Linked DNA regions of Mus musculus: regions 2, 3 and 4 are each linked to region 1. The links are chromatin loops, found by intact Hi-C in ENCODE. Cell type or tissue: left cerebral cortex. All regions are shown on one strand.

Region 1 (8,000 bases):
AGTATTTAGGTATGGGGACTGAATTTTACTGAACTGTATTAAAAAAAAAAACTCTCATTTTCAGTGTAAATAATGCAAAGGATAGGTGTGAATACAATTTGTGGAAACTGTTCGATGGAATATGTTGCATATAATATTGAATAAGCAGTCCATTTTGCTTCAGACAGCTACAAGTATTTAGTATGTATAGAGAGTACTTCATGCAGTTGTAAAGTTGGGTGAGCTAAGGAAGGTTGATCACTTCCCTCTGTATCAAGCTTTAACATCTTTCAAAAGTTACTGTTTGCCATGATCTGAGTCCCTGCAAGGAAGAATGGGCCTAAGGCTGTCCCACACAGAACTGAGCCTAAGGCTGTCCCACACAGAACTGAGCCTAAGGCTGTCCCACACAGAACTGTCCAGTACTAATTTTACTTTGAGAAGTAACTAATTTCTCAGTAGAATTTTCTTCTCGTGCCACGTGAGTGGAAAGAACTGATCATTGTTAACAAATTCTTTACTACCTTCTGCGTGGGTCTTCAGGCAAGGTTTTAAGGCATCCTCGGAATCATACAGCTCTATATTATCCACAAGACCATGGAGGCAAAGTAGCAGTTGGAGTCACTTTATCAAAATCACATTAGAAAGTCACATAATTAACTGATGAACTGGGACATTCACGCAAACTCTTAAGTTATTTTTCTTTACTTTGGACTCCTGGAATTTCAATAGTTTTATTTAGCCATCTCATTTTTTTTTTTTTTTTTTTTGTTAAAACTCCCATAAAGATGAGTTTCTTAGCAATCAGCTCAATGGCCTGGTTTTGTTCATCCAACTTTGTCATGTCTATCCCATGATAGATAGGAGAATATATGTTAGTAAATATGTTGCTGCAGGTTTTCTGTAGTTTTAAAGCACGTTAGGCATCACATTTCAAGTATAATTTATTTTCTTATATATAAGGAGCTCTTTATATAGCTTCCTATATAGCCTCTTCCTATATAGCTTTAGGTTTCAAACTACTGATGAAACAAGAAAGCAGCATTAACTGGTTGACTTTATCTTAGCTATATAGGAAAGCTACGTTATCTGGTTCTCTTTATCTTAACTCTATCTATGAGTCCAGCTTACTGCATGGAAATTGTGGCACAGATCAGAAATTTTCACTTCCCATATGACTCAACTCAACTGCTTAGGGCCAAGATATTTGATAAATATTTAAAGTCTCATTGAAGTGTTATCTAACTTAAACTAATCATTTTAACTTTTGTTTTATCCTTGTAAAGAGAGCGAGACAGCCATATGATAGTGTCTGAAAAGACCAATCCTGTGAACAATAGATACATAAAACTTTCAGCTAAGCCAATTAAATACTATATTAGTTTTATAAGTATTTTTACCATTATAGCTCTATGGTATTAATACATGACTATTTACATACACTATTCAATTATACATATATAAAGTGGTTTAATGGTAATTAAGATTTAATTATACTTATTACATTAAATTAATAGGCATTGCTTTTATATGAGTATGAATAAAACTAAGGTCATTATTATTATTATTTGCAATTTAAAGTGAGGTTAAGTTGACCATAAACGTAAGTTCATCTCTATCCTACACATCACTAATTCAGTGAGATCATTGTCTGGGTAGTCCGTACACATTCTATTTGGAAAAAGACAACTCAGCAAAAATAAATAAATAAATAAAAGTGCCAGTTATATTATTTTCTAGTTATTGTTAGTATTTTAATATATTGAGAAAAATATTTTAAAAGAATTTAACATACTGCTGTGTTACTCATGCGCAGATGACCACTCAGGATGACCTTTCTTTCAAGAATGGCTGATGATTATTTTTAAGTGAACATTTTAATTTGTATTACTAAATAAGTGATTTGTGGAAAAAATCAGTTTTCCCATCTTCATGATGAAAAGAAAAACAAACAAACAAACAAACAAAAAACCACTACTTCTCTACTGAAAAGCAAACAAAAAATAATAAAACCAGTCAGACTGATAAAGGCAGCCAAGGCACTAAGGAAAGAAAATTAAACTGTCCCATTAGCGTGAAAGTGGGTCACCAAACATGGGAAGCGGTCTTTGTGCTAATGGGTTTACATACATTTTTCTTTCACATGGGCATAAGCATAATGTCTACAACATTGGCTCTACAAAACGTTTTTAAGTGAGTGTTGTACAGCTACTGTGCTCCCTGCACTTCAGCTGTCCTCTATTGTTAACTTGCTCGATACAATTCTCAATGTTCAAAATCATTAAGAGGAAATTAAAGTTGTAAGTGTTGCTGCAAGGCAATCAATTATTCAGAGAAGTTGTCTTAAGAGTTTGTATTCACAAATCATTAAAACTAGATAATGAAAAGTCTGAAAAAAATATCATGAGTCTGCTCAGTATCCACGAAAACAAATATTCTCAATATTAGGTTTACACTTTGATCCATTGAGAATGCAAGGATGCCCGTTACACTGACAATAATTAATCCAGCATCAAGGAAATGCCGTTAGCTTTCCATGAGTGTTCTTTCTAATTTGCTAGTCTGTTATTTACTGTATCTACCCAGGAGCTAATTATCAATCAATCATTAAATGCATCCTTCTATGTGTATGAAAGGCCTTTTTACAAAAGAACCCAACTTAAGCTCACTGTATATCCCTTGAACCATCACTGCTGTTAATAATGTGGCATGCATATGCTACCCATGAGAACCTGTATCGCTGAGCACAGCATCGCCCGGCGGGATCCACAGCACTTCAATAAGGCGGTTGTAACATAAACACATGCACACACGCGCGCACTCAAACACCTCGGGTCCAACGAGCCCCCTTCTCTCCAGTCCATTCATAAGTGCCAAAGGGTGTAAGCAGGAGCAACCTGTCATTATCTTTAAAACACACCGCGGGGATCTCAAGAGAGGCTAGCCTTTTCTTTGAAACTTCTCAAAGAACCACATGGTCATAATTAGAAAATAAAATACTGCCTTGGCTATTTGGCAATTAACAGTCTGGGTTGTTAAAAAAAGAAAAAAAGAAAAAAAGAAACCGAAGGTTTTCTTTCTTTCTGGTTCAAATTGGTAAATGTGGTAATCACTTGAATCGCTCGCTATCAGATTAAAAACAGATTTATTATTATTTTTAAAGGTTTCTACAATCCCAAGACATCCCCCAAAAGTGTTTTGGGATTGCTACTGGGCAAACAATCTTTTCGCTGCCACTGCTTTCTGGGCATCTCAGGGAACAGCGCCGTCCGGGGGCTGTGGGCTCCGCTCCGGCGGGAGCGGCGCGGTTACCTGGCTTACCTTCGTTGGAAGGCTGTGGGCTCAGTTCTCCGGAGCAGCTGAGGACGCAGCAGCCGAGCAGGACGAGGATGGAGAGGTGACAATCCATGTTGCTGGTGCACCGGGCAGTGAGAGGAGCATATCTCCGCGAAGCATACCACTGATGTGAGGGGGAGCGCTCTGATTGCTGGAGAAGTTACCATGCTCCGCTCGCAGTCTGATGTCAAGTTTGACACTGGAGATAAGGAGGAGTCTGGCTGCCTTTCTGCGAACCCCGCTCGGGGACTTCTCTGGGTCCTAGTGCCGTCGCCAGCGGGCGCTGAAGAAGAGCAGGGCAGCCCCATGGCTGGCAGCCAGCTCCGTTCCACGGAGCTGCGGAAGAACGCAGAGGGGTGGAGGTCGAGAGTGTTGCTGGTGGGGTAGGAAAGCCAGAAGATGTGCTGGGACAGCGACAGCGACGGAGAGTCTTGGGAGCCATTCCGTTTTCACGGGAAGGCAGCTATTTGTTTGCTATACTTGATCAGTTGCCTATTTCTGAAAGATCCCTATTAGAGGTACTGTGAGTTGAAACTAATGTTCAAAAAAGTAGTATTGTTTTTAAAAGTGGAAGACGTTCATTCAATTATTGTAGAACGACAAAGACCATTGCAATTAATCCGTTTACTGTGTTCTGTGTGTTCACAGTCCTCTTAGTGATTCAACAAGATAAAAGTAGACTGCTCAGTCTACCACATGGTATTGGGGCTGTTAAAGGCATTTGATACAGCAATCTCAGCTGAAACAGAGAGGTCACAGTCAGGTTCTGAACACTGGCAAATAGCCGTTGCCCTCCCAGGACAGGAACAATCCTAGCCAAAGCCATAGCTTCAGACTACCACTCATTCCATCGGATGGTTGCTGGATTTGCAATATAAATCGAAAGTCCTGAACAAGGAATGCTCCTGCCTACAACTAGCTAGCACTAGAACTTTCCTGTTTTGTGAGACTCGGAGATTAACTCATAGCTCCCTGTTCTGCCTTCCAGCTGCCACTAATCTGGGACTATTTGAAGGCTGCTCTTTTAACGCTGAAAAATCCAGTATTTCCTAGAGAACAATGTCCTTGGACTTGCTAAATTACTTTGCATGATGGTTACAAACGGTCTCATGCTGAACAACCTCACTGCAACCTACTTCAGCCATGTAATTTATCCAATTTCTACTTTAAGATCTCTTTTGAATTATCTTTGAAATAGGTCCCAGAAAATGATTCCTCACCAACCCTCTCAACCACCCATCCATCTCAGCCTATCCTGAAAAGGAGCAAGATGACTTCCTTACACGGCTTCAAAACGGAAAATTAGGTTGACAACGTTAACGCCAGTGATCAGTGTTAGAGCCCTGAGAAGGGAGACGGAGTAGGTTTTTAAGGGTCCTGATAATAAGATGTGTATTTCACAAGCACTCCACTTTCTATGACCCTGGAATTTAGGCTAATGGCTTCTGATACTCTTTGTTGACTGTTTGGTAAAGATGGGTTGGGTTGAAGAAGCCAGATGGAAGAGACTGATTCTGTTCACACTTCCTCGAGAGACTTGTCTCCCTAACTCCTTCTCACATTAGGCCACCAGAGGCTGTAGAGCCCACCAGTGCTAAATCTGACTCCATTGAAAATAAGGTTTGTTGACCAGAAAATGGAGAGAGTGGGGATTGCCTCATAATGTTTGCAGTTCCACAACAGTTACATTGCTTCATAGCTGGATATGATTTTTTTTTTTTACTGAGAGTTTGAAAGAAATGACATTTATTTCAGATTGCAATTTAAAAGCATTTGGAAAGGTCATGATGGTATGCTGGTCTTTATGAACGTATTACTTCCTTTCCTCTCACTATCCCATTATTTCTCTTTCACATCTAACATCTAACAACCACCTGGGATGGTGAAAAGGTTGTTCATGTTTGAACAATGTTACAAGTATGCAGAAATGGAGTTTAAAGCAATGCCTGAGCTAGGCACACTATGTAAGCTATCTAGGATGTCTCAGTTGTAGACTCCTTAATCCAAAAAGACAGCAGAAAAAGAGAGGTCCCAAAGCTGAGAGTGTAGCCCAGTTGGTAGAGTGCTTGCATGAGGACCTGAGTTCTACACCCAGTATTACATAGGCAGGGTGTGTAACACAGCGTTTGGAGGATGGAGGAAGAAAAACTTCTCATTACACACTGAATTATATGACATCCTGGGCTACATGAAATCCTGCCTCTAAAATAAAAAGAAGGAATGAATAAGTAAAAGGAAGGAAAGAAAGAAAAAGAAAGGAAGAAGGGAAGGAGGGACGGAAGAGGGGGGGAAGGAAGGAAGGAAGGAAGGAAGGAAGGAAGGAAGGAAGGAAGAAAAAAGAAGTTGCAAAGATTTATAATCTCAGGATTATTTTAGATAGATGTGAAAAGAAATTCAGGTCAACAGACAGACTAGCAAGTAAGATTGGAAGTACAGACATGATTGCAATGGATTCTTGTCCTCCCCAAAAAGTGGTGTTGAAATATAAGGAGAGGTAAACATTTAACAGTTCAAGAGTTCAGAAGACACTGTTAGTAGACAGAAGGAGCATAAACAAAATTAGAGTGATGTCCAATAGAGGGGAAATACTTTTAAAACCCCAACATGCATGCAACACAGTGTATTTTTGTCAGGAAGAGAGATAGCATCAGAGGACAGGAGGAAAGCCAGAGTTGATGGTGGCTGTTGGGGAAATATTCTCCATGGGGTAGACTGAAAATGGCATAGAATTTCCTTGCCACAAGTCAATGTGTTCGTAACCTATTCTAGGCTAAAGAGAGCAAACCCAAAAGCAGAGGAATAAATGGATTCTGTCTGAGGTTTAGGAAATTATTATCATCCCAGGATAAACCAGGGCTGTGTCACATGGTGTGGAAGGGCTGACAATCCTCATTGAAAGGGACACTGTAACCCAGACATTTTTGACTGAACCCACTGCTGAGTGAGGAAAAAGTCCAATACAGAACAGTTACATCGGAAGTCATTTATAAAGTAAAGCTGAGGACAGGTTAGGACTAGGAGCTAACCGAAAGAATGAGGACCTAGATGGGGAAGAAACTACATTTTGTTTTTTCAAGAATAGCAGAGTTAGCCACCCAACTTAGCAGTTAGAGGAACATTCCTGAAAGAGATAGCAGTGGAACTATATCCAGGAAAGGCAGCAATGGTGGGTATCATTGAAATGTGCGTCAGAAATAGAGTGACCATGAACAACCAGCTTCCTGGAGGAAACAGACTTCTGTTATTAGAGCAGAGATGCTGAGCTGATGTCAGATTAGCAGAGAAGAGAGAGGACATCATGGACGGATCCTGGTGTCGATTCTAAGAATGCTAGGGACCTAGGACTGTGGGGGTGATTTGGACTATAGAAGTCTTAATCTGCACTTTAAAAACAGGAAGAATGTTACTTTAAAAAATAGCCATAGTGAGAGGAGGTAATACCCCAGCACTCCTGTGGTTGACATAGCTGTCACTGTAGGTCACCTGTAGAGCTCCTCATTCAAGCCAGTCTACATGCAGTTGGACTGTCTGCTCTCTTTTGGTGAGATTTTGACCCCAATATATGCTATCATTTAGGGATAGTGTAAATGTTATATGATGGTTAAGATGTTATCCTTATGTCTGACATATTAAAAAGTTTTAGTACACTTTATAAAAAAAAAACAACAAATCACTAGCCAACGTGCAGTCTAGATTGTATGATCCTGAGCAGCAATAGAATTTTAAGCCACACCAACATAAGTGAGAAAAAAAAAAGCTGGCAAAACTTCACAATAGTTTTATTTTAAGACATGGAAGATCCTGGTGTCTATGTAGCCTTTTAAATTCTTATGTGAACACAAAAAAAAATGATTTGAGGAGAGAAAATGGTGGAGACCATTATGTTAAGTCTAGTAGGAATAACCCAAGATCAAGTCAAGGGAAATGAACTATCAGGGGACAGAGACCTTAGGTGGGTTGTTGTCTTAGCAATTATGCGTTTCCAAAGATAGCCAGGTATATACATGGAAGGAAAGGTTAGTCAGGAAGACCAGTTGGCTGAAGAAAAAGCTGTAGCACATACCGATCTTTAACATCTCTTGGCAGAAATGGGAACACGGAGCTAGGAGAGATGAACTCATTAGAAAACTATTGAAAGTTTTCACAGGCAAGCAAGTTCCTGATAAATGAGTGAGCACTGGCTGTGGAAAATTCTATGATAAACCCTTGCCTCTGCCCTGCACTCTGCAACTGTGGCCAATGTCACAGCTGTCCTCTGATTACTGGCCTCCTCTTCTCAGGATATCTGAAGAATGATTCTGAGTACGGTGACTCCGATTGGCCGAGGACTCATAGCCTAACAGATGGACAGTTGAGAAATTCTGGGTTGGTTGCATTCTGATTCCAGGGCTGGTACTGCTTTTTTACTTGTCTTGACACTTGTAACATTGTACAGACACACATCTCATCTCTTTTCATGTTTTAACGATCTTAAATATTTCATTTGCTCTTAGAGTTCGCACAAACACAGAGACACAGACATGCACATACATGTGCACACACACATTCACACACATAAAAACACATATGCAAACACACACACACAGACTCACACAGGTGCACACACACATAGACACACAGGTGCACACACACACAAACAAACATGCACACAAGTATTGTGGACTACAATATTATATTCAGCCATC
Region 2 (8,000 bases), 850 kb before region 1:
TCATGGGGCCTGGCGTCAGAGATGAACTGGGACAAGCATGGTTTGCCTAATAAACTTCTCTGTCAGGATCTCAAGGCAAGTTAGTTGAAATTCCATGGCAGTTCTTTTGCCTGAGAGAATCAAACTTTCTTAGCTCTTACAGCATTGAAATGACAGTGGACGTCTTCTGGATAGAGAATGAGCAGGCTTATGCCTGTAGCCTGACTTGTGTAGGAAAAACTACCGGACAGAAAAAGAATTATTTAAAATATCGGATTTTTCTACATTAGTTCTTCTTTGCCTTATGGAAATGAAGCAGATGTAAGGAAGTCTTGAATGCTTTCAGAAAGTGAGGTTTTATTTATCTACCTCTGGGTAGATAGTTTAAATTCCCAAACTTTTAACTGTAGGGGGAATACATTTGTTCTTCACTTTATAGAGCATTGTAGGAGAAAGGGCAGGCAAGACCTGTTACAAATAATATCCCCCAGTGACTGAGTCACCCACATGCTGAAATACTCTAACTGGAGAGTGCAACGGTACCTGAGAGATTTATTTATGGTCTAGTGGATATTAAACTTAAGCCCTCTTGTTCGTTCTCTAGTGTGAATTAGAGAACATTTTTCCTTTGTTCCATCTGGGTCTGGTGTGATAGATCATCAACATGGCTTTCCTATGAGGCAAGAACATATTTACATTCAGCAAGGCGATTAGAGGATTTCTGTGGGACCTGCAATTATGACATCAGGAGGAAGTCCTTCTTTGTTTGCCTTGCAATTCTTCCCTCTTGCTCTTACTGCATGTTTGAAGCTTTTACTTTTGTGCCGATTTGTGCGTTTGTCTGGTTTTCCTGTGACTACCATTCTGCTGATGGATGTTGTAATCTGTGGCATTTTTGTAAGTGAATTAAAGGCTCATAGACAAAGATTTGGACGGTGAGAATTAAATGCCTCAGAGCAGAGACTATTAAAAAAACACAGCTAAAGTTGCTGAAGAGCAGAAAGTATGAGGAAAGAGGTATCTTGGATGAACCAGCATGACTGATATTACCCAATTTCCAAGGCAGAAGGTAACTTGTTGAGATCCATATCTTGTGCGCTTGCTTTTTTAGCTCAGGAAAAGGGGTTGTTCGCAATTCTTTGGGAAAATTTAAAATATGTACACACATGCACCGCATGTAGAGTGAGAGTCATATTATATATAAAAATTGTATACCCCAAATAATATATATATATATATATATATATACACATATATACATACATACATATATGTACACACACACACACACACATATATATATACATACATATATATATATACATATATATATATATATATATATATATACACATACATACATATATATATATGTATATGAGACAGAACCCATACTTGAGACTTGGGTAATAATGAACCTGAGATCACAGAGGCTAGGGCAGCTATTTTCTTCATGGACATTTCAAATGCTATCCTGAAAGTCCCTTGTACCCTCCTCCCACCCTGCTCCCCAACCCACCCACTCCTGCTTCCTGGCCCTGCCGTTCCCCTGTACTGGGGCATATGATCTTCGCAAGACCAAGGGGGCCTCTCTTCCCAATGATGGCCGATTAGGCCATCTTCTGATACATATGCAGCTAGAGACACGAGCTCTGGGGTTACTGGTTAGTTCATATTGTTGTTCCACCTATAGGGTTACAGACCCCTTCAGCTCCTTGGGTATTTTCTCTAGCTCCTCCATTGGGGGCCCTGTGTTCCATTAGGTAATTTTCTATGCTGGGTTAGCAACAGCTTTTAGAAGTTATGAGTTAAGGACTGGGTTCTAGAAAGTGAATTTTATAGAACTCTTTCAAGACAGGTCTTGGAGTCTAGAAACGGCATGCTCATGCGCTATTGTTCTCCTTGTGAGTTAGTTATCAGGGATGTGAGTTTTATATCCTTTACTATTGACACAGCCTGCAGTGAAGGATACAAACAGATTAATTTTCTGTATATGTTATGATGGGCCTCATCATATTTTCCCATTCGTATGACAACAGCAATAATCATTTTAAAAATAGATCGGCACACCCAAGAATGAATTCACTCAAGAATTCAGCATGAATGTGTTGAGTGGCTATCATTTCCTCCTAGGGGACTCCTGTACTTCTCTGCTAGAGAGGGGAGAAAAACAGAAGATGTGGATAATTCTCTCCGACAAGCAAAGAGGTAAGGATATGTAACGGGCAATGATGTTATCAATTTCCTTCCCGGAAGTCAAGAAAAAAATGTAAAAAACAGCATTTGGTAAAAAGTAAAAGGTCACATGAGACCTCTCCCTTGGACACCATGGGTGAGTTTTGCTTTCCAGCTCCACAGTTGTATCTTTTACTGTAAGCATTAGCACAGGGAGGATAGGCCATTTGTCTTGGTCTTGCTATTTACAAAATTATTATTTTCTGTGTCTCATGCTTTTCTAACCATAAATATGATTTTGACTTTTACACAAACTTGTTATTTTACAGTAAAAAGCTATCACTGTATATAATACAACAATAACAAATTCACTATTTATTATAAAAAAAAGATGGTCTCTTATAATCAATGGCCAGATTATTTTGTGGCTTGTCAAATTTGCTGAAATAAAAACTGAAAATGAAAAAGAGTATGCTTGGAATCACACATGAAGATTTATAAATTACTGAACTATGTATAAAGATTTTTTTTCCAAAAATTTAAACTTTAATTACAAAATGTGCATCTTATACCCCACTGAAACTCTGTATTATATAAAGATTTTTTTTAAGATATGGTTTTAGATTCTCAGATTGGTACGAACAATAGGAGCATCCTAGGATTATTATATATCTGGTCCTGCAGAGGAGAGCGTCTCCTTGGTTTTATCCTTGTTAATTCCTTATAAGTCATTATAAGTTTACTAGGCTACAGTTTCAGACAATCTTAGAGACAAACTGTGTTTTCCCTTGAAGGTCCTTGTTTAGAAAAACGTGTGGCATTGCAGATTGAAGAAAGTAATTACTTCTTCAAATGCAGTTTCCTGACTGCTGGCCTTTCAGTAACTAGTTTGTACCGCTAGGGGTCAGTTTACATGAACAAATGCCCGTGTACAACATTTATGTGTCCAGTTTTAGCGCAGTGTTATTTCATTGTCTGCATCGCTTTTCTCCTGAATGGAGGACAGGAGCATCCCACCCAACACTTGCACTGAAACTTACAGCCTTCACAGCATTCCACAGCTCGAATGCTCAAACAACGTTCTTTTTCCTTCCTTCCTTCCTTCCTTCCTTCCTTCCTTCCTTCCTTCCTTCCTTCTTTCCTTCCTTCCTTCCTTCCCTCCCTCCCTCCCTCCTTCCTCTCTCTCTTTCCTCTTCCCCCTCCTCCTCCTCCTCCTCCTCTTCATCGTTGTCCTCCTCCTCCTCCTTCAGTCCATTCCTTTACACCTCAAATGATATCCCACTTCCCGTTTACCCCCTCCACCAACCCGCCATCCCATGTTATCGTACTTCCTGGTTACCCCTCTGACAGCCCCACCCCCATCTCACATCTGCCCTCCCCCCCCCTTTTGCCTGTATGAGAGTGCTCCCCCAACCACCCACCCTCTCCTGCCCCACCCTCCAGCATCTCACTACGCTGGGCATCAAACTTCCCAGGGACCAAGGGACTCCCCTTCTGTTGACAGGGCATTTTCCTAAGGAGTCTGTGTATCCAGTGTTCTTTCCTCATAGATGCCTTGTTTTTCTCTATCTGAGGTGACCTCAGAGCCTCTATTGAAAGCTAGAGAATAAGTGACAGCAACAATGAAACAATGAATTAAGCTATCCTCCACATTCTGAGCATATGCCCAGAAGATGACAATTACTCACCGGGTGTCTGGATTTGTGGTATACCTGGCAGAAAGGATGGCTTTAGGAGATGCTATTATAAGTAGAAAGACTTACCAATGAAGATAGTTCCTATTATTTTATTTCCTGCCTCCCCTGCTTCTTGGGAGAAGAATTAAAGAATTAAAGTTTGTCTTCTCCACTGAATCCTTCCTCGCTTCTTAGAAGGGATTACATTTTATCTACTCAGGTTTTCAGTATTTAGAACAGCACTTTGCGCACAGATGGCAACAATTATATTTTCTTGATTTAGATAAATTCAACTCAGTGAGCACTGATACACTAGAAGGACCTATATCATAACGACTTTTACTGGTGGAGAAAAATGACATGTTCATGAAAATACAATGTCCAAAGACCAATGACCTCCCCTTAATCATTTATTATAAAAGGAAGATACTGTACATGATATTCAAGTAAATATGGTAGTTTAGAGCTTTTATTAACTCTACAATTATTCTGATGCTTCCTGATTGTTTAGCACAAATCAGAGAAAGAAAGGAAGGATAGACTTAGAAACCATGCATAGTTCTCAAATAAATATATTTTGGATTTGTTGTTCTCCATGTTAAACTTAATGCCATATTTTCCACAATAAACTTAACAAGACACATTTCTATGTTCATGTATATGAACCACTGTGTTTTGCAGACATACTCTTTAGTGGAATTACCACCGAAGTTTGTTGCAAAGGTGATGGATTTAATTATTATAGTAAATTATATGTGATATATGTGAATTGCTATATACATTAATTATATGTGATATATGTGAATTTATATACATAAATGATGTATAATTAGTATATATTTGCTATACACTGTAGTATGCTGAGATCAAAGGTGAGGTTCACTTTTTGAACACTTGGAGGCGCTGTGTAGCTGTCACAGCCAAGTCAGCCCCCACAGGCTCCACACAGCTTCCTGGACTCCTGAAGAAATAACAGGCTTATCTCTTTCTCCCATTAACTGGCATTGATCCATTTGCCATTGGCACTTATTAAGTGACCAAGGAGGAATGGTACTATGGTAAATTAGGAAAAACAGCAAAAATATGTTATCTATGTAGCTAGCCACACATCTTTTCTCCCAAGCATTTTAGATGTTCTTTATGATTTATTAATTCCAACAATCTGATAAATTAGTCATCAAAACTTGGCTCTCCTGCTAGAAATCCTTATTATAGACACCCACCCTTTTACCTTATACTGTTTATTGCACTGGCACTGGTCTGGATATAATACATCCTTGTTAGCCCCTTGGTTTGTTGTTATTTCATCTTGACTGAACTATTTTCTTGTCATTGTCCTTACCCCGAATCATTCTCTGCTCACTGTCCTATAATGCTTGTACAATAATGAAGTGTTTGTCATTAATTAGTTTTATTTCCTCTTCACTTGGTCTAACAGTATAAAGGCCTTATTTCATCACGTCCAAATGAGTGGGCAGTTATCAATTAACAGTCTCTCTTGAGGGTATGGACTCTAATCTGAATGGTGCCCATGAAAGGCATGTGACATTTAAACAGATCCAATCTTGGGAAAAGCACCTAATTTGTAAGAGGTAACTCTGAAGTCTCACAGATTTTTACCAATAATAAGAAGAGTGCAGTTCCTGTCACCTTTCTTTCTCCACTATTAGAGCACACTTAAGTAGATGCTCTAGTAGGTGCTATGTGTTGAAGAAGAGCAAAGATTTGAAGTTAGTATAGCTGTGTGGCAGGGAACATTTGAAACATAGTAGCTGATTAAATACCTGAAGGTCCTGGCAGTGGTAGAAACTTGACACCTACTCGCCTAATGGATCCTTAAGACAGCAGTGACATGCCACAAGTGGACAAGGCCAGAGAAAATTATGTGACTGACTCAATGAGCTCATTCACAACAGCAAAGCAAATTTTGTGTTTGACTTTGGAATGTCAAGACTCTCCCATCCCATTCTCACTGGGGAAGCAGCAATGTGCTGCAGGTAGATCTGTATTGTTTTCGTCCTTTTTCCATTTTCCAATCTTCCGTTCTCCACATTTGTGTTAGGGAACACTGCTAATTCAGTAAGTGACTCTCTTATTCTCCTTCTCTCGAACGGAGAGCAGAGGGGAAGAATATTCAAATGTGTCTTGTCAATAATAAGGAAATTTTACACCAAAGAGGAAAACCTGCACAAAGAAAAATGGGAAAACTCCTAAGGAGCTCGTTGACTTATTAAAACAAAACAAAACAAAAATATTCGTATTGCTATTACTCAAGTCACATCCAGGGAACAATTCTGTGCAGAACTTAGTGTCGGTGTTACCGTGCATTCTGAGTCTCAGCATTTGCAGTTACTGGACTCAGCAATTCTCCCTGACCATGCTAATATTTTGACACAAGTCTACATTCTGCCAGAGGGTCTCAATCTTATGCAAACCCAAAGGCTTATCATTTCATCCAAAGATTCCCCCCTTTCTCTAATGGCAACCGCCAGCTCATAAGAAGCCTCAGGGTGATTGAATTTCCATACTTGATTAGTACGAAGAGAGCAGAGAGCTCCAAGGCTTATTCTGACTTCTATTTTCTTTCTTTTTTTAAAAAATTGTTCTCCAGAATAAATTTCTGCCAGGATAGTAGCCCTAAATGCTGAATTTGTGTGATAAATTAGAGGCCTGTGAGCATGAATTAATGACAGGAAAAGCTGCCTTTAAATTAATTAAAACAAATTCGCATATTTATACATTCTAATCATTGACTAAGCAGAAATGGGTTCCAGGTAGAAGTCTCTTCTGTTTTTGTTCTCCTTGTTCTTTCCCCACATTCCTTTCTCCAAACCCACAGTTAGAGACCGCTGCTAATTCAGGGAGTGACTCTTTATTCCCATAACTGAGAATCAACCCTTATTCCCATAACCACATAAAGACTTCTGTTACTGTTAACGCCAATAGATTTTTTTAGTCCCATTAAGGGAAATGGATCCCACCCCCACCCCCACCCCCACCCCCTGCCACAACCGTTGCAGAGTGAAAAGCTGGACCTTCACAGGTAATAAAGACCAGGTAACATGACTCAGTGAAGGTAGCAGTTGATTTATGATAAGAATTAATTTGCCCCAAAGAGTTTCCATCTTAGCCTTTTCTTTTATGGAAGCAGTTCTGGAAGCAAACGTGATGCTTGATTTAAGACTTCGGGTTTTATTATATAGAGGGCTGACTTGGACATCCTGAATACCCACTTTGTAGTTAAGCACAATGTTAAGATGACAGAAGGAAATCGGCTACAATCTCTAAACCAACAACAGACAAAGGTCAATACTCTGCACTCAAATATGTCACTCTATGACTCGTCAGAGGCAGGCGTTCCTTTCCACCCCTCATGCTTGCAGTATAATTGGGGAAAAAAAATTCAATAGTTACATAACTTAATGCTTCAGAGATATTCACATAGATTTTTAAATAATCTCCTTCTTTTGGAGAGAAAGACTATAAATAAATAGTCATAGGTTGGTTCACAAATAAGTCCATGAAACTTATTTTTTAAAATGAATTTTCACCTAAGTGTACAAAGATCAAAGTTTTCTAGTTTTCTATTAGAATTGGTAGCAAATTTTTAGTCACCTTTTCAATATTGTGAGTAATCTTTACGTGTATAAAATGTAAACTGTTTTTTAAGCCTACATATTTCATAAATTGAATTCATTAAATTTGGATAAATATACAACTTTCTTCTATTTAGAATGAATGAAAGAGAAACCTACAGTCTTTTTGTAGTGCCTTGAATGAGAACTAATATATATATATATACTATATTATATATACATATGTGTGTGTTGCTTTTAAATTTTAATTTATTAATTTTTATTTAATTTAATACATTTATTCATTTTAATTTAATTATTTAATATATTTTAAATTTATTATGAAAAGAAATAATTTGAAAAATTGCTTTTTAAAAATTTTATGGACTTACTTTACATCCTCATCATAGCTTCTGCTCCTTCCTCTTCTCCCAGTCTCTCCCTCTCACCTTACCGCCCTACCATCTTTCTGTCCTCCCTTTCTTCTCAGAGAAAGGAAGTCTTCCTATGGATATCAACCCACCTTGGCATGTCAAGTTGCAGTGGCTTTAGTTGCATCTTCTTCTATTGTGGCTACGTAAGGCAGCCTGGTTAG
Region 3 (8,000 bases), 860 kb after region 1:
CCCCACCTATGCGTATGAATATATATTGATTTTTCTAAATGTCATAAAATCTGATGGCTACTTCTTTAAAGTTACTATTGTATGCATGGGGGGGGGATGAGTTGAGGTGGGGCATCATTTTGGAGGTCAGAGGACAACTTTGAACTATCAGGTCTCTCCTTCCATCTTTTAGATGCAATGTCTCTCTTGCTTCTGCCACTGGGCTGCATGCTCAGGATAGATGCTCTATACATTTCTGAGCAATTCTCTCATGTCACCACAGAAGTGCTAGGATTGTAGATGTATACCACAACCTCAGCATTTTTATATGGGTCCTGGAGATTGAACTCAGGTCATAAAGTTCACACAGAGCATGCTTTTTCTCATTAAGCTGTCTCGACGACCCCCAGAGCTATATTTTATATATCTATAATTAAGTAAACTTATCAAAAATAAAAAGTAGAATATGAAGTCTATACAAATTTTTAAAACTTTTATTTTTTAGGAAGGTTATCTCTCTGTGTAGTCCTGGCTCACCTTCACTTACTATGTAGAACCAGTTTGGCCTCCAGCCCAGAGATCTGCAGGTCTTCTTCTTTCCAGCCCTAAGATTAAGTAAGTAATGATAGCACGGCAAGCAGGGGATTTAAACATACAGAGCCTGCTCCCTCTAGGTGAGGTCTTAGCAGGTCTCTCATCCTGCTAGGCAGAAAGGATCACTCCTTCATTTTTTGACACTCGCATGTGCTCTTAAGCATCCCTGATCAGGGCATTGAAGGTAGGAAACAAGAGAAATCCCCATTCCTCTCTCTCTCTCTCTCTCTCTCTCTCTCTCTCTCTCTCTCTCTCGCTCTCTTTCTGCCCTTCAAAGATTACCTAAGCCCTAGACCCTATTTCTTTTGAGGCAAACACCAAGCAACCAATATTCCTTATTAAAACATCTGAGCCTTGAGTGGTAAACTCTTGTCCTGTGAGTAGAGTCATGTTAACTTTGCCGTCGCTAGATTGCCCAGGCAGCAGCAGGAAAACATGCCCGTCACTATTCACAGGAGGACGTATGTAATTTGGAAGTATATTCACGCAGGCCACCAGATCTGTCTGGGAAAAGATTCAAAAGGATGCCTTTTTCCCTGAAAGCCCAGAATAGAAGCAGCATTTTATAGGAGCAAGTCACTCTGTGAAAAAGATAAAAAAGAACAGAGATGGAGAAAGCCAGCTCTGACAATGAGAGAGATGTGAGAGCAATACCTGTGTGTGCTATCCATGGCAGGGAGGGGTTGAGGAGGTTGACTAGCTGTGATAGAATGGGATGGATTATTTTAAGAACTTTGCTTCTCTCACACAGAAATCACCAGATCCAGAAGGGAGGGGCTGGTGATCCTGAGAGGGTTGGGAGCCTTGGGGAAGTCACAGTGAGAAAAGGAAACTGCAGTGACCAACACATCCCAAAACAGAAGCAAAATCTGGGACTCACCGATACACCTACAAAGGCCATATAGTCGATTCCTGTCCTATAGCCTAATCCACTATAGAAAGTTTTCTCATTAATTGGGGATGAAAACTGCAGGTCCTCCTTATAGGATGCAGGCTGTACACTGCCATAGACTTCAAATCTATGCTTCTTTTATATCTGTGTAGTAACTCTAAATACAGACCTGCACTGAAAGTAAAGAAGCTGGGAATTGGCTTGTAGGAATGCCTTACAGAAAAGAGGCTGTTCTAGATTTTCTGGGGCACGGTTGGGATGCATTCTAAGGACTAACACAAAGGTCTTTAATGTCACTTATTATTGTTCTCTATAAAAGCAAATAGCAGTTCAACCTGCCTCAGAGAAGTCTGCAGGTAGGGTAGGTAGTCTCAAGGCAATAGCAAAACACCATGCTGAGCTGAGGACTTGGTGCAGTTGATGAACTGCTTGCCCTCCAAGCATGAGGACCTGAGTTTAAGCCCCAGCATCTATGTAAAAAGCCAGTTGTCAAGCTTGTGATTCTAGTGCTAATGTGATGGAGTCAAACAGGTCCACAGGCTGAGTGACCAGACTGCCTAACCTTCTTCTTTTTTTTTTTTCAACGAAAATATAACTTTTTTATTGTATATTTTCTTTATTTACATTTCAAATGGTATCCCCTTTCCTAGTCCCCATCCCCAGAAATCCCCTATCCTATCCCTCCCTCCCCCTGCTTCTATGAGGGTGTTCCCCCACCCAACCACTCCCACCTTCCCTCCCTCAAATTCCCCTACACTGGGGATCGGGCGTTAACCCCAGAACAGCAAGAGACTCTGACTCCAAAGAAATGTGGATGACTCTTGAAGAGCATCACCAAGAGTTGTCCTCTGATCTTCTATTTACACATCACACACGAGAGAGAGACAGAGAGAGACAGAGAGAGACAGAGAGAGAAGAGAAGAGAGGAGAAGAGAAGAGAAGAGAGGAGAGGAGAGGAGAGGAGAGGAGAGGAGAGGAGAGGAGAGGAGAGGAGAGGAGAGGAGAGGAGAGGAGAGGAGAGGAGAGGAGAGGAGAGGAGAGGAGAGGAGAAGAGAAGAGAAGAGAAGAGAAGAGAAGAGAAGAGAAGAGAAGAGAAGAGAAGAGAAGAGAAGAGAAGAGAAGAGAAGAGAAGAGAAGAGAAAGAGGAAGAGAGAGAGAGAACCCTAATGTCTTTCCATATCTCTCTCTTCCCACTGGCCAAAAATGACTGCTGTAGTTCTAGGGGATGGTGTATCCTGGTATTCAAAGACAGAAAAGGTCAGGGTTCATTCCTTTTTGCTTTTTATGACCGATGTAACAATCTCCCTGAAACTGCCTGGACCAGTTTAGAACTACATAAATCATAAAGTAGGTTCAATATAGAATATTTAACATGGGATATACTAACTATAATAAAAATAGTCATAAGATACAGATAAGCAAAGGAAGCCAGATGTGGTTGGAAAGACTTTTTTCCAGAGACAGAATAGCAAATATTTGTGTTTAAGTCCCCTCTGAGCCATACTGATTTGGAGTTTATGGGAAAAGCTAGTTCCACACTTGCTGATCCATTGCCAGGCAAAGGCACTCAGGTGTATGGGTGGTCAGTAGAAGCGGCTAACAGCAGAAGCCGCTCTGTGCAATTCCACCACCACCCTGTCCCTGCCACACAGGCAGCTGTCCAGGCCAGGGCTGCACAGGCCAAGGCAGATCCTGTTCTGGGCTTGTGGCTAAGACAGGTTCCACCTCCTGTCTCCACAGTCACCCTGCAGATCCGCAGTTCTGGCTGCCCTAGCCAGAAGCCTCCTTCTCCAGCAGTGACTTTCTAGTGCCCTCTACTGAGCAGTTTTAACATCAACCTCATTGTCAAGAACTGTTTGCAGGAACTCTGGCTTGATCCTTGATCATAGAAGCAACCCAGAGCCAGAGGAGTTTCTCTCATTTAGCATTGGCCAGAGTATGATATACACATGCTTATGGCAATAACAAGTGTATCCTAGGTACACACCCAAAGGAATATGCCAGCATACTGTAGAGATGCTGGCACACCCATGTTTATAGCAACACCATTTACAATAGCCAAAACATACAACCCACCCTAGAGTCCCATAAATTAGCAGATAATGAAACACAGACACACACACACACACACACACACAGTCGAGTTCTATTTCAGCCAGAAAAAGCTATAAGGTGCCATAAGGAAAATGGATGTCAAGAGAGATCTTTGTGCTATCTGACATAACCCACACTTAGAAACACAAAACACGTTTTCTCAGCCCTGAAGACATGTACCTGCATGCCTGCATTGGATGGCCTCATCTTCATCTGCACTTCTCTGATTTCTTCACAGGATAAATTCACATTTTCATACACACACAGACACACACACATCATACCATATCCCCTATGCAAAGTGAGTTTCATCAGCAGTGTATTTGATAGGAAGGATGCAGAGCATCAGAAATGTCATTCTGGAAAGCAAGCCTGTTTAATATGAGACATTTGAAGACATTATTTGGTGAGTAGTTTCCTTGCCCATATAAGAAGTAGACGTTTAGAAACTAGACATCATGCTCTTTGTATAATTTCATTTAAAGATGTTTTAATTTCATGTATACTGTCTTTCACATAGACAGTGTCAACCTCATATTTTTTTAAAAAAATATTTCTTCTTCTCCTGCTGATGACTTATTTCCTGCCAACTCAGTCAGTCGTCCCCTCTAACATATAATACTTCTCCTGCTGGAGTCACCCATTCAGAGAATGCCACAAAGTGTCCCGCCGAGAGTCATATTTTTAGGTCACATGTGACAAAGCTTTGGTAGCAGTCCAGTGCTCTTTCCTTGAAGGCTGACGTGGGGCAAGCGTGCTGAGGAATATCTGAGAGCTCGATGCTTCAATTGTATCTGGGTGTGGAATGTAATGGAACTCAGAGGCTGTACACTGGAGCACATGAGAAGTGTTAAGGAATCCTAAAATTGACCCAGATCAGTGTGTCAACTATCCTGCCATGGCAGAGGGTGAGGGTTAGACTTAGGCTAGGTCTGAAAGGAGATATTTGCTGTTTATCTCTCTCGGCAGCCACATCCCTTGCCTCTGGTGTGCACACCTTCTCTAGTGTTCCTCGTGTGGAAAGTCCCTCCAGGTTCCTTTTTTCTCCTTCCAAACAAAGACTCCACTCAATCTCTGCTTACTCAGATGCTGAAAAGACCCCAAACACATGTGTGTGACAAAGATAGAAAGATCCTAAAAGCACAAGGCCCCCTGGAGCCCAACTGCTTTGACTGGCCATTCTCTGTGTTAGCGGTACAACCTTGACAGTATTACTTAATTTCACTATGCTTCCATTTTCTTTCCTGGGAAATGCAGATAAAATAATTGTACAAACCTGTTCTGGTTAAATTATACAAAACACATGAAGCCTTTATATAGTATAATGACTGAAGCAGAGGAATTTTACCTGATATGGGAAATACAACAGTTTTCATGTTGGAATAAAGAACAATGTTTTTGTGATACAAAAACCAAACAAACAAACAAACAAAAAACTCTTAAAGAGGCCATAAATTTGAAGGGATAGCAGGGAAGGGTATTTGGGAGTGTTTGGAAGAAAGAAAGGGACGAAAGAAACATTGCCATTATATTATACTTTCAAAGAATAAAATTTTAAAATGTTTTTAATAATTTGAATGTAAATAGTTGATAATATAAAAATCTTTACTAATTTCGACTGGCAAATCAAATAGACAACAAAGCAATTGAAATGCTGGCTTGTATATTAAGCAAATTTTGTTTGGTACAGTCATGTACAGGATAGCAGCATTTTCCAAATTGATGTATGCAAATGATCCTATAGGATTATGCTGGAGCTGCAAACTGTCACCATGCATGTAACCCCTGCATCATGACACACCAAATTCCTTGCATGCTGGTGGTGATGCTGGCATATACAAGCTCGCTCTGCTGTAGGTTGCACAAGAGTGTTGTGTTACAGCTGCTTGCAGTACATAAAACATGCTATAACTGTGTTACTAGTTCATGTGCTTACAGTTCCATGCTTCTATCAATATTTAGGGAAATATCCCCTTTACTTATGAACAACACTTCTATAAGATGTCATGTTATGCCACAACCACAAACATTTCGTGTTTACTTTCTTTTACTGGCATTTTCTCTCATTCTGAGTTTAATTTTGCACTGTTTTGTTTGCGACCGTTGTAGGAGCTATAGGAGATAGTATACATGTATACAACCCTATGGCCTCAGTGGCCTCAGACACTTTGACATCAGAGTCTGTGTAATGGTTACTCTGTTATGGCTTGAATATGAAATGTCCCCCCACGGGCTCATGTGCTGAAAATGGGCCTCAGCTGGTGACACTACTTGAACACCACAAGGTAATACCCAGTGGGAAGAAGTAAGGCACTGAAAGACTCAGTTTAAAGAGTATGCTACAACTAAAGTCTATCCTCACACTCTCCTTCTTTCCCACCATAAAATAAGCCTCTGCCATATGGTGCCCACCACCCTTGCCCCTCTTGCCACTTAGTTGAATCAGGGACCATGGAATGAAACTTCTGAATCATGAGCAGAAACAACTAACTTCTCTCTATGTCTTGTCTCCTTTGGTACTTGGTCACAGCTATTTAAAGGAACTAATACATTCTATGATGGTCACGCAGTGATAACAGCTGGCCCATCATGAATTTTCAGATGTCCCTGTCACTATGCTACTTGTGGCGTAGTTGTGTGTCTGGTTTTAAGCATGCATACTTGACATTTTTAAGGGAAAGCAAATTGTTGACTTTTGTGAATCTTAAATGAACAACTACTGTGCATGAGGTTATTCTTAGGTACCTTTGGGAAAAGGCCCTGATAACATGGACATAGAAGAGCCATCTGTCTGTTTATCATGCTGTGGATCAGAGTATATTGGTGTCTCAATGCTCGAGTAACTGAGGCTTCAGTAGGTTCAAGATGGCCGTGCAACTCAAAGGGGCTGTGTGTCCTAACTTCATCTTAGCCTCTCAGCCAGGTTTCTTCCTTCTTCCCCCACACTGATTCTCCTGAGGCTTCAGTGATTACAACAGATTTAACTCAGTCTGTCCCCTAAATGGGGACAGCTGTCCAGGTGTACCTCTCCATATAGTAGCCAAGGGTTTGTGAAAGTGTGACCTTTTCCATCCTTCTCCATTCTCAGATGTTTGCCCAATGATTCAGACTCTCGGAGCCTATGCCAAGCAGACCAGGTAGAAGCCAAAGGACTTTTATGGCTCATGCTCAGAAACCCCAAGCATAACTTCTGCCACATTCTATTGACTGGCAATTCACTGAGGCCAATCCAGAATCGATGGGAGAACATCGAAAAGCCACATCTCAGTGGAAGAAGGAGAAAACCATTTGGATCCTTTAATCTACCTCCAAAATCAGCAAGGTGACTTTAGATGTCTTCCAAGTTATTGCCCTTGACCTTCTTCTAAGAAGACAGTCTTCTCCCCAGACTGTCTGTAATTGTTCCTTAATGACCTTTCCTTTTGATTTAGGGCTCATTAGTGCACTAAAATCCTTCTTTAAAAAAAAAAGAGGAGGAGGAAGAAGAAGAATGTTTCTGTGCTGAAAAATACAATGGGAAAGATTCTCTTTTTTTTTTTTTTTCTCCTTTCTATGAGTTGTTTTAGGAAGCTGAACATCTTTGTAAAACTTCCTCTACTTAGGCCTCCCTCCAGATTTCCTGTCTCCCCGGAAGTTTCTTCATAGTCTTCTTTACATCCTTCTTTTCTTCTATTCATGTCATTCCTTTTGGTCATTACCACCATTCCCCACCCCACAACCATGCCAATTGTGACTTCTTCCTGAACACATACACACTTGCAGTCGCTTTATTTCTATGGCTACTCAGCTAGTCAAATCCAGAAAAGAATCTGATTTCCTGAAGAGGGGTCCTACTTGTTCACCAATGCCCATTGCCATTCAAACCTGTTCTTTAAAGTGCACCCCTGTGGTCTGAATGAGAAATGGCCCCACAGGCTCCTGTATCTTAACACTTGGCTGCTGATTAGTGGCACTGTTTGGGGAGTTTATGGAACCCTTAAGAGATGCAGGCTTGATGGAGGAAATATCACTGAAGAATGGGCTGAGAGTTTATTCTCTCTCTCTCTCTCTCTCTCTCTCTCTCTCTCTCTCTCTCTCTCTCTCTCTCCACCCCTCTGTGTGTGTGTATCTATCTCTCTTCCTCTTTCTCTCCTTCCTTCCCTCCCTCTCTCATATCCCCCTGTGCCACTTCTTGTGAGGAAATGAAACATAACCATGCAGTCTTCTATTTCTGCTGTCATTCTAAGTCATAAGGGACTCTATTCCTCTGGAAGGATAAGCTGAAATAAAATTTTTCTTTCCTAGATACCTTCTGGTCATGGTGTTGTAACCCAATAAAAGAAAAGTAATTAACACAGTCCTGAATAATAATTTGAAGAGAATAAATGTTAAGAGAGTGATTTTTTCCCTGTTCTAAAAATAACATTTAATCCTACCAAGCTTCGCTCTCCATCCCAGGCCT
Region 4 (8,000 bases), 920 kb before region 1:
CCAGCTAGATTACCAACACTTAAAGTTGGGTAAATATATTCCCTTATTCTTTTGGGATCTCTACCTATCTCTGGACTATCTCTTTGTGTGCTGAAATACTGATGACGTCAAGGAAAACCTTGGCACATCAGAAATGTGATGTGCAAGCAGAGATTGGAGGAGAAACAAGGAATAAAGTAAATAGGAATGAGACGTGAATTTTTGTAGATGCTTTTTTTGCTTGCTGAGAAAAAACGTCGCTACCATTTTTTTTTCAAGAAGAGTATCTTAATAATGAAATCTTTTTGGGTATTTACAGTAGAGCATTACCCAGAGGGAAGAGGAGGCATGGACATCATCTGTGATTGTCTTCTCTCTTCAAAAAAAGAAGAATGAGTTATCCTTGCTTACGACCACAACCAGAAGGTTTAAGAGGGAAACACACAGGACACTAAAGAGATATCACCCAGCCAGAAAGATATCGACCTGCAAACATGCATCACGTTTTTTCTTTTCTTTCTTGGAGTTTTGCATCTTGGGCAAAACAGATGACTCATATTCCCGTCGAACATCCCACACCCACAAATCATACCAGCGCTGTCTCAAAGGGAGTCCTCGACTCATGTCAGCCCGGACCTGTCATTGTTTTCAAAGACTCTTTCATGTTTCATCATAACTCTGACATTCCCCGGAATAACTGGAGTGAACTCTACTCTCTACCCGGTCACAAAGGAAAATAATCAAAACTATTTACATTTAACAGACCTATTTTCTTCTCTCTGACTTAAAAGCCGTGGCTTAACTCCGTATTTCTGTACATTTTATATTTTTTCTTGTAGTCCTGATCTTTCTCCCTGCTGCCTTTAAAAATAAACTCATACTTCAGCCTTAATTTTGTTTCATGCTTGTAAATCAGACAGAACCAAAACACATGCTCATATTCTTTGAAGATCACTACCTTTTTTCATCTTTGTCTAACATCTCATTCTGACCTTGACTGTGTGACTCACCCTCTCATTTTTTCTCAGGACTCAGTTTTTATGAGTAAAATTCATATGGCAGAAAATATTGATATTTAAGGTCATTCTATGGTGCTTAGTGTACATATGTGTCAAGTCGTGAGTCTAAGCTGGTGACCTGGCTTCTGATGAGATGGCTGTCCAGACCTCTCTGTCTCTGTCTCTGTCTCTCTCTGTCTCTCTCTCTGTCTCCCCCCCCCCCACCCCTCTCTCTCTGTTCTGCTCTGCTCTGCTCTGCTCTAGACAGCTTTTTCTTGCTATCTAAAAACTCTCTGGTCGAGACAGCTCTCTCTGCTAGCAAAAATTCTAAAAGCTCTCTGGATAGCTCACGGGTTTTTTGGACCAAAGTCAGAAAAGCTACTATAAAAAATTTCTAGATCTTCTGAGCAAGTCAGAAATCCCGTTCTCGAAAAAATTCTAAAAATAATTCTTGGGTTTTCCGATCAACATCAGAAAGCAAGAAAAAAAATTTTAAAAGAGCAGTGTTAGCTCTTCAGACAGCCTTCTCTACGTAGCTGCTAGAAGACACTCTAGAAGAGCTGGGTCTGCTCTTTAAGTTATTCTTGGGATTTTCTGAGCAAGAAATCCTGTTAGAAACAATTCTAAGGGAAATACGAAAAATTCGAAAAGAGCTGTTTCTGCTCTCCATGGATTTTCTTACTAAAATCAGAAACATGTTAGAAAAATATTCTTGAAGAGCTGTTTTTGCTCTTCTGAGATCTCCAGACAGCTCAGCTCTCGCTAGAGAAAATTCTAAAGAGGAACTAACTGCTGTCACTTTTGCTAGCTCATTTTATCCAAGCCCAAAGCCTCGCTGCTTTTTATTTACATATGAATTCAGTTATTTATTCCAGGTTCCCTTTTGTTTATCCTCATGAATCTTGTGACCTCCAACCCGATTCTTAGTAGACTACAAGCACATATTTTCTTTTTATCATTGCAAAGAATTCAGAGATCTGCCTGCCAGTTAAACACAGATAAGAAGCTAGTTGGGTGGGACCCAGTCCTGATATCACTATTTCTACCACACCTGGATCTAACCTTGCTCTGTCCCAGGCTGACCTTGAACTCAGAAATCCACCTGCATTGGTATTGGTAACTGCCTCTCTGTGTATCTTTCTGACAAGCAGGCTTATTGTATAGCTTCCTCTGTTCCTTTAGACTAGTGAAGCCCCTCATATAATGCTCAGTTTTTGCATAGTTGAAAAGTTATACATTTTTAAATCCATGTTTTTAGCGTTCTTTTCCACAGCTGTAAGGGCTGTCCTGAAGGTCCCAGGGTTTACCATTTTCCCAAGACTTTAGCTCCACCTTTGCCTCCTGGGCTCTTGCTGTCTCTGATTATCATGGGGTCATTAACGTTAACAGGGAGGACATTCCTTAAAGGAAGAATGTAAAATATTATACAAACAAGCCTTATGCCCACAGCAGCCTCAATGCTCATTCATGGAGGCCCACATTGGCTATCCCTGTCCCAGGGGCCACAACTATGTCATTTTGTTTCCAGCAAGGCCATGCCAGACCCGGCAACATATGAATACACATTATGCTGTTGGCCATTTGCTAGGTTGTGGAACTTGCAGAGCACAGCAGTTGTGAACCCCCAAACATGTCCTGCTCTGTGATTACATTGGCTCAGATGCTTCATGCCCCGTCAGGCAAGCTGGTGACAGGGACTCTCAAAACAGAAAGACGTATTTAGTCAATCAAGTTTGAGATAATTCATTACAGGGCCCATAGGAAATGAGAATAAGGCCCATGTCCTTTCATTACAAAGGCAGAAAATACAAACATTCTCTTTTAAGTTGGTCGCAATTTTAAAAATGTGTCGTCTCGATTTCTGTATGTAATCTCATTGTATATTTTCACTATCACAAAGCAGCTGTAAGCATATAACAAAAACCTCTTGCTGAAGCCATCTCAGGAGAGTTTCTCTACTTAATGCCTCCAGTCCCTCTCTTCCTTAAGCAACAGACATGTCTACCAGATTGCCCACTCATCCAGCTTAGATAACCCAGAGCCAGATCCTTGAACCGTCATACCCCGCGTCCTCCACAAGGATGGTAGATTCAGGGCACTTTCGTTTTGGAGGCCTATGCTACCTCTGCCACAGCATCCATGGGGACTAAATTAGAGTGTTTTGCAACTGATAGGCAATTAACGTGCGGCCTGCTTTTCATTGTATCCTTACCACCCTTCATCGCGAAGTCATATGAACTAAATTCTGTCTACTGGCTGAATGTGTTTTGTTTCCCACAATAAACAAACACGACGAAACTAACCATGTGCACTTCATCTTTAGCCGCAGCCCTCCACCTGCGAGCAATACATTTTTTTTCTTTCTTTAGTGAAACAGATCTACTTACTAGATGGTATTTGTTCCTTCCATTTCTTCTTATACTCAGATAAGAATTTCTACCCAAGATCAATGAGACTCATGTTCGTATATGTGACAGTTTATAAGACTATACACGCTTTGGAAGATCGCTGTATTAAACGAGCTGTACTATGAGAGAAGCTTTGAGAGAAGAGATTTATGCTTCGGTTTTTGTTCACGCTGATTTTATATCTGCTGAGAATCTTACATCTCTTATCTAAGGAAAAAAGAAACCTGTGATTGATCTTCAAGAAGGAAAAGAAAAAAAGTGAGTTCGGGTTTTGACCTTTGGAGTTCACTCACACTTTCAGATTTTACGTTAGTTATAAACCAGTTGTTAAAAATAACATTTTGAAACAATATGTAAAAGGATTGAAATATTAGAGTTAAAATGAAGACTCTTCTCTCTTTTTCATCAGCTAAAACCTAAGTTACCTCATTTTATCGGGCACCTTTTTGGATGAGGGATGTCAGTAACAGAACTTCACTACCGCATATGCAGCCTTATTGGGATCAATGGGAGGAGAGGCCCTTGGTCCTGAGAAGGCTCCATGCCCCAGGGTAGGGAAACGGTAGGGCGGAGAGGTGGGAGTGGGTGGGTAGGTGGGGGAACACCCTTATAGAAGCAGGGGGAGGGGGATGAGATAGGGGATTTCTGGAGGGGAAACAAGGAAAGGGGATAGACAACATTTACAAGTAAATAAAGTAGCCAATGAAAAAGACCAAAATGTTTTCCTTTAGGGAAACAAAACTTAAGCTTTCATAAATTAAAACTTCTTCATTGAAATCCACAGTCATCCCATTATCAAACTGAATCTTGGATTTCTCAGCTTTGACCTTAGAATACAGACTTTGACTTGTGACTTTGATTTAGATAAATCTATTTATATAAGTTTATTCTGATCAGGATTTGTGTGAGTCCAAGTCTGGGGGAATTTTTAAACCTTTGACTGAAGGAAGCTGGGCAAACATTTGTGTGCTTTTGGGAAGATATTCCCAAAGATATTTTGGGAAGATCTAGGTAATCCCTAGTTAATGTTGTTCCCTTCGGCCCACTCCTGACAAAGGCATTTATTTATCTTTTCCTTTCATGAATCAGATTCTGGTTTTCGATACAGGCATCATGGTTTATGGAGCAGTGGATTGGTTGTAATTGTGACTTTGAAAGTGAATTTTAGGAATAATGCAACTTTGAACAACTGAGAGACCTCTTGTACAAGCTACTCAGAATATTAAACAGCCCTAGCACGCGAAATGCTATTCTCTCCCTGTGATCTTATCAGGTCAACCAACTTGTCTCTGATTTGAAACACTCACTTTGATCTTGTTTATACAGAAGTACTTCGGCTTACATCTATGGGATCAGAATAGTACAGGTAACCTGTTTTTCTCGGTTCGTTTCTATGGTTTCTGACATGAGAAGAGAACAAAACAAAACAAGAAACCACGAGGTTTATGGGACTGGTTGTAGCATGTTTGGCCACCACTAGGGGGCGGTACACGAATGTCGTATAAGTGAAAGTAGCACGTAAGTTTCAACAATGTAAATTATGCGCTTGAACTGCGAATGCATTCTCCTACTTCACAGAACATTTTTCATACTAAAGTATTGTGAATTTATGCCCATCCTACTGAGAATTACTCCACCGTAGAGCGCTAAAAGCAGGCACGTGTTAAAGGGGTCTGGTTCTCTTTTTAAAGTAAAGCATGATCAAACATTTATATTTCAATATAAAAGAAACTATATTAACTCTTCAATTATGAAAATTCTTGTAATTTCATCACTTCCTTTCTACGAAAAGTCTTTTTTTTCCTGTAGAATTAATTCAGGACACCCAGAAAAGTATCACACTGAATTATAAGTGACTTAGTAAGACACTGACATTTCAGGGCAGGTAGAAAAATAGCATTGTTTTTCTTTTTTTAAAGGGGGAAAATTTGAAGTCAATATTTGTATCAACCAAGTGAGAACAAAATCAATAAATAGGAGCATAAATATTTTAAAACATAAACGAGGAAACAGAAAGTAAATAAGATGTGTTTCATTATTTATATGAGCGCTAACTCTCATATTTGTTCCTAAAGTACAGGCACAAAATAGGAAATCATTCGACTTACTCATGCATTTTTAATGAATACATTATTTCCATTGTTGTATTTTCAAGCACTGTATTACCTGTGAATAGTTTAAGAAATATTTTAGTTTATGCAGCATACAGTAGGGAAGTTCGCAGGCCTTGGGTTCATTTAATTTGAAAATGTTTCTGTTAGTTCACTGGTTTCTTCCGGATAACATAAATTCTGATTTTGATTTCCAATCTATATGCAGTACTTTTCACTTCCTTGTTAGTGCTGTTGATTTTAAACAGACCTGAACAGCATTCTTTGTCATTCATCATTTGGCCCTCCATGAACTCCCATGTTTTCTGAGTTTCACTGGGAGTGGGGAGGGGGTAGGTATACACGGTCATTGGTACAGATTTCTTTAAGTCTTGCAAATATCTTCTGGACATGCAAAACACGCAGAAAGCCGCTGGTTGTCTGGTCGATGCTTCTGAGAACAGACAGTCATTGATCTGTTTCCCTTTGCTTGGCCGCACAGACGTCACCATATGCATAGCCACAGTGGGTGTCTGTTCAGAGAACGTGAAATCTTGTCTGCTGTGATTTCATCTTTGGCTGAGTCTGGTGTCTGTCGTTTTCTCCACTCCCCTCTGTCACTTGTGTGGACAGGGCATCAACGCCACGGAGATTGGGCTCAGAACAAGTTGTGCTTTTCCATTCTCAGCCTTCCCTCCTCAGCCCTCCTTCCCTAGGCATTCTTCCCCAATTTTTTTTTTTTTTCATCTTTTTCTTAATATTTGAATGGAAGGTTTTCCAGGACAGATGAGAATGAGAAAAAGTCAATAGGGAAATGAGCTATTGTCAAATTGCAGCCTCAAGGGACACCATAATGACAGCAATCTGAAGTGATTTGGGCTAGATTGCATGGTTATTACAGGCACATGTAAATCGTATGTAAATAAACTTGCGGCCTGCTTACATATTGATCTTGGAAGTCACAACTGACTTCTTCAACGCTGCTCATTCTGGCTATCCTGAACTTTCTCTTCAGCATGAAAGATTGCCTGTCTTAACAATAACAACATTTCAGGTCAATTGCTTTCGATCCAGAGTTGAGGTAAGCATATGTGGGCTGTTGCCTCTTCATCTTGCCCTCTTTGGCTGTTTGGCCATGATAATTACACGCTGTAATGAGTCTGAATATTCTCTGAGTTCTAATTCAGACAGGAGGCGTGCTGCCACAGTGACTATGTGTTCTTACGGAGCTAGCTCCATTTCCTCTTCCTTAGGACTGGATAATGGCGTTTCCTTTCTGGCTGCATTAGAGTAGTATATTTGAGATTATATTTCATTAGTTTTATTGCTGCTTGTTAAGGTTTTATTATCCTCTCTGTTTTATATTCCAGACTGGCAAACACTTGCCAGCAGTGCTAAGTGACTTGATATATATGAATCATAACTTTGTGACTGAAGAGTACACCGTCGGCAAATAGAGGGAGGCAGGCATCGGAAGTGATATTTTATAATGGCATTAAGCACATGCATTCACGGAACAGCTCCTGTGCAGAGAGGAGCAACTCTATTTCAAATGTTCTTCCATCCTGCTTGGAGTCTGCAGCGTTTTTCACAAGTGGCCCATAATGTGCTTTAAATAAGAATTCATTCTTTCTGAGTCATTATCATTTATTGCATGTAATTGTTTTCTATCATGCAGCAACTGTACAGCTCTTTCTGTAAAGCAGTCTAGCAATAGGGAAAAACTGGAACTCCTTCACGTTCTTAGGCTGATGTTTCTTCACTCGGCTGAATGAGAAGTTGAGTGGGTTTAATGGCCAGTTACGGTTACGTAATTGGAGTGCTTCCAGACAGATCAATCACAAAGCACTGCTTCTCACAGAGTTAGGACTCCAAGTCTAACAAGTTAAGGGGGTTTCTTGATGTATAAACGGAAGTGGAAAATACGTACCATCTGAGATATTTATAGTGGTTATTGAAACAAATACAAGAATCATTACAGAGTCATGATTCAAAAAAAAAAAAGGCTACCTGAAATTTGAGGTCTTTTTAAAGTTTTACTTGCAAAATTGTTTTTGCAGGCCCAACAGTTGGGAGAAGGAACTTGTAGAGCCCACCTCCAGCAGAAAGACAGGGCATCAAGTGGAGGGATGGGGTTGCCATCCCACAGTCAAAAACTCTGACCCAGAATTGTTCCTATCTGAAAGAACTTCAGGGACAAAATGGAGAGGAGACTGAGGGGAAGGAGTTCCAGTGACAGACCCAAATTGGCATCCAGCTCAAGGGGACACTCTAAGGCCTGACACTATTGCTGGTGCTGTGGTGTGCTTACAGATGGGAGCCTAGCATGGCTGCCCTCCAAGAAGCCCAACAAGCAGCTGAAAGAGTCAGATGCAGATACTTGCACTCAGCTAATGGACAGAAGTTGGGGACCCCTGTGGGTGAATTAGGAAAAGGCTGGAAGAAGCTGAGGAGGAATGTTACCCCATTGGAAGACCAGCAGTCTCAACTAACTTGGACTCCTGAGGTCTCTCAGACAATGAGCC

Evidence for each region. Peaks named below come from ENCODE experiments on the same cell type or tissue, not always from the same donor. Only the 100,000 strongest peaks of a DNase experiment are listed, where the experiment ranks them.
Region 2: it touches region 1 in a loop (2.2-fold over the local background); 3 of 42 quality-filtered maps call a loop at or near these places.
Region 3: a loop joins it to region 1, with 4 times the contacts of the local background. A loop is called at or near these places in 21 of 42 quality-filtered maps.
Region 4: a loop joins it to region 1, with 5 times the contacts of the local background. A loop is called at or near these places in 8 of 42 quality-filtered maps.

What each region holds. Positions count from the first base shown.
Region 1 is chr16:63,860,660-63,868,659 of GRCm38, forward strand. Epha3 (Eph receptor A3) reads right to left here and starts at 3,516. Exons shown (of 17, transcript NM_010140.4): 1 at 3,301-3,516. The coding sequence starts at 3,388. In left cerebral cortex, CTCF peaks have their summits at 4,886 and 5,094; DNase peaks (open chromatin) are centred at 2,762, 3,528 and 3,992; H3K4me3 peaks cover 2,538 bases; H3K27ac peaks cover 951 bases.
Region 2 is chr16:63,011,598-63,019,597 of GRCm38, forward strand. No RefSeq gene overlaps it. Among named protein-coding and RNA genes, the nearest start is that of Pros1, 160 kb to the left of the region's middle. In left cerebral cortex, CTCF peaks have their summits at 3,037 and 4,726; DNase peaks (open chromatin) are centred at 3,066 and 4,753.
Region 3 is chr16:64,720,659-64,728,658 of GRCm38, forward strand. No RefSeq gene overlaps it. Among named protein-coding and RNA genes, the nearest start is that of 4930453N24Rik, 46 kb to the right of the region's middle. In left cerebral cortex, a CTCF peak has its summit at 3,281 (motif pointing left); DNase peaks (open chromatin) are centred at 1,096 and 3,264.
Region 4 is chr16:62,935,940-62,943,939 of GRCm38, forward strand. No RefSeq gene overlaps it. Among named protein-coding and RNA genes, the nearest start is that of Pros1, 86 kb to the left of the region's middle. In left cerebral cortex, a CTCF peak has its summit at 4,857 (motif pointing right); DNase peaks (open chromatin) are centred at 1,347, 1,674, 4,868 and 5,947; H3K4me3 peaks cover 513 bases.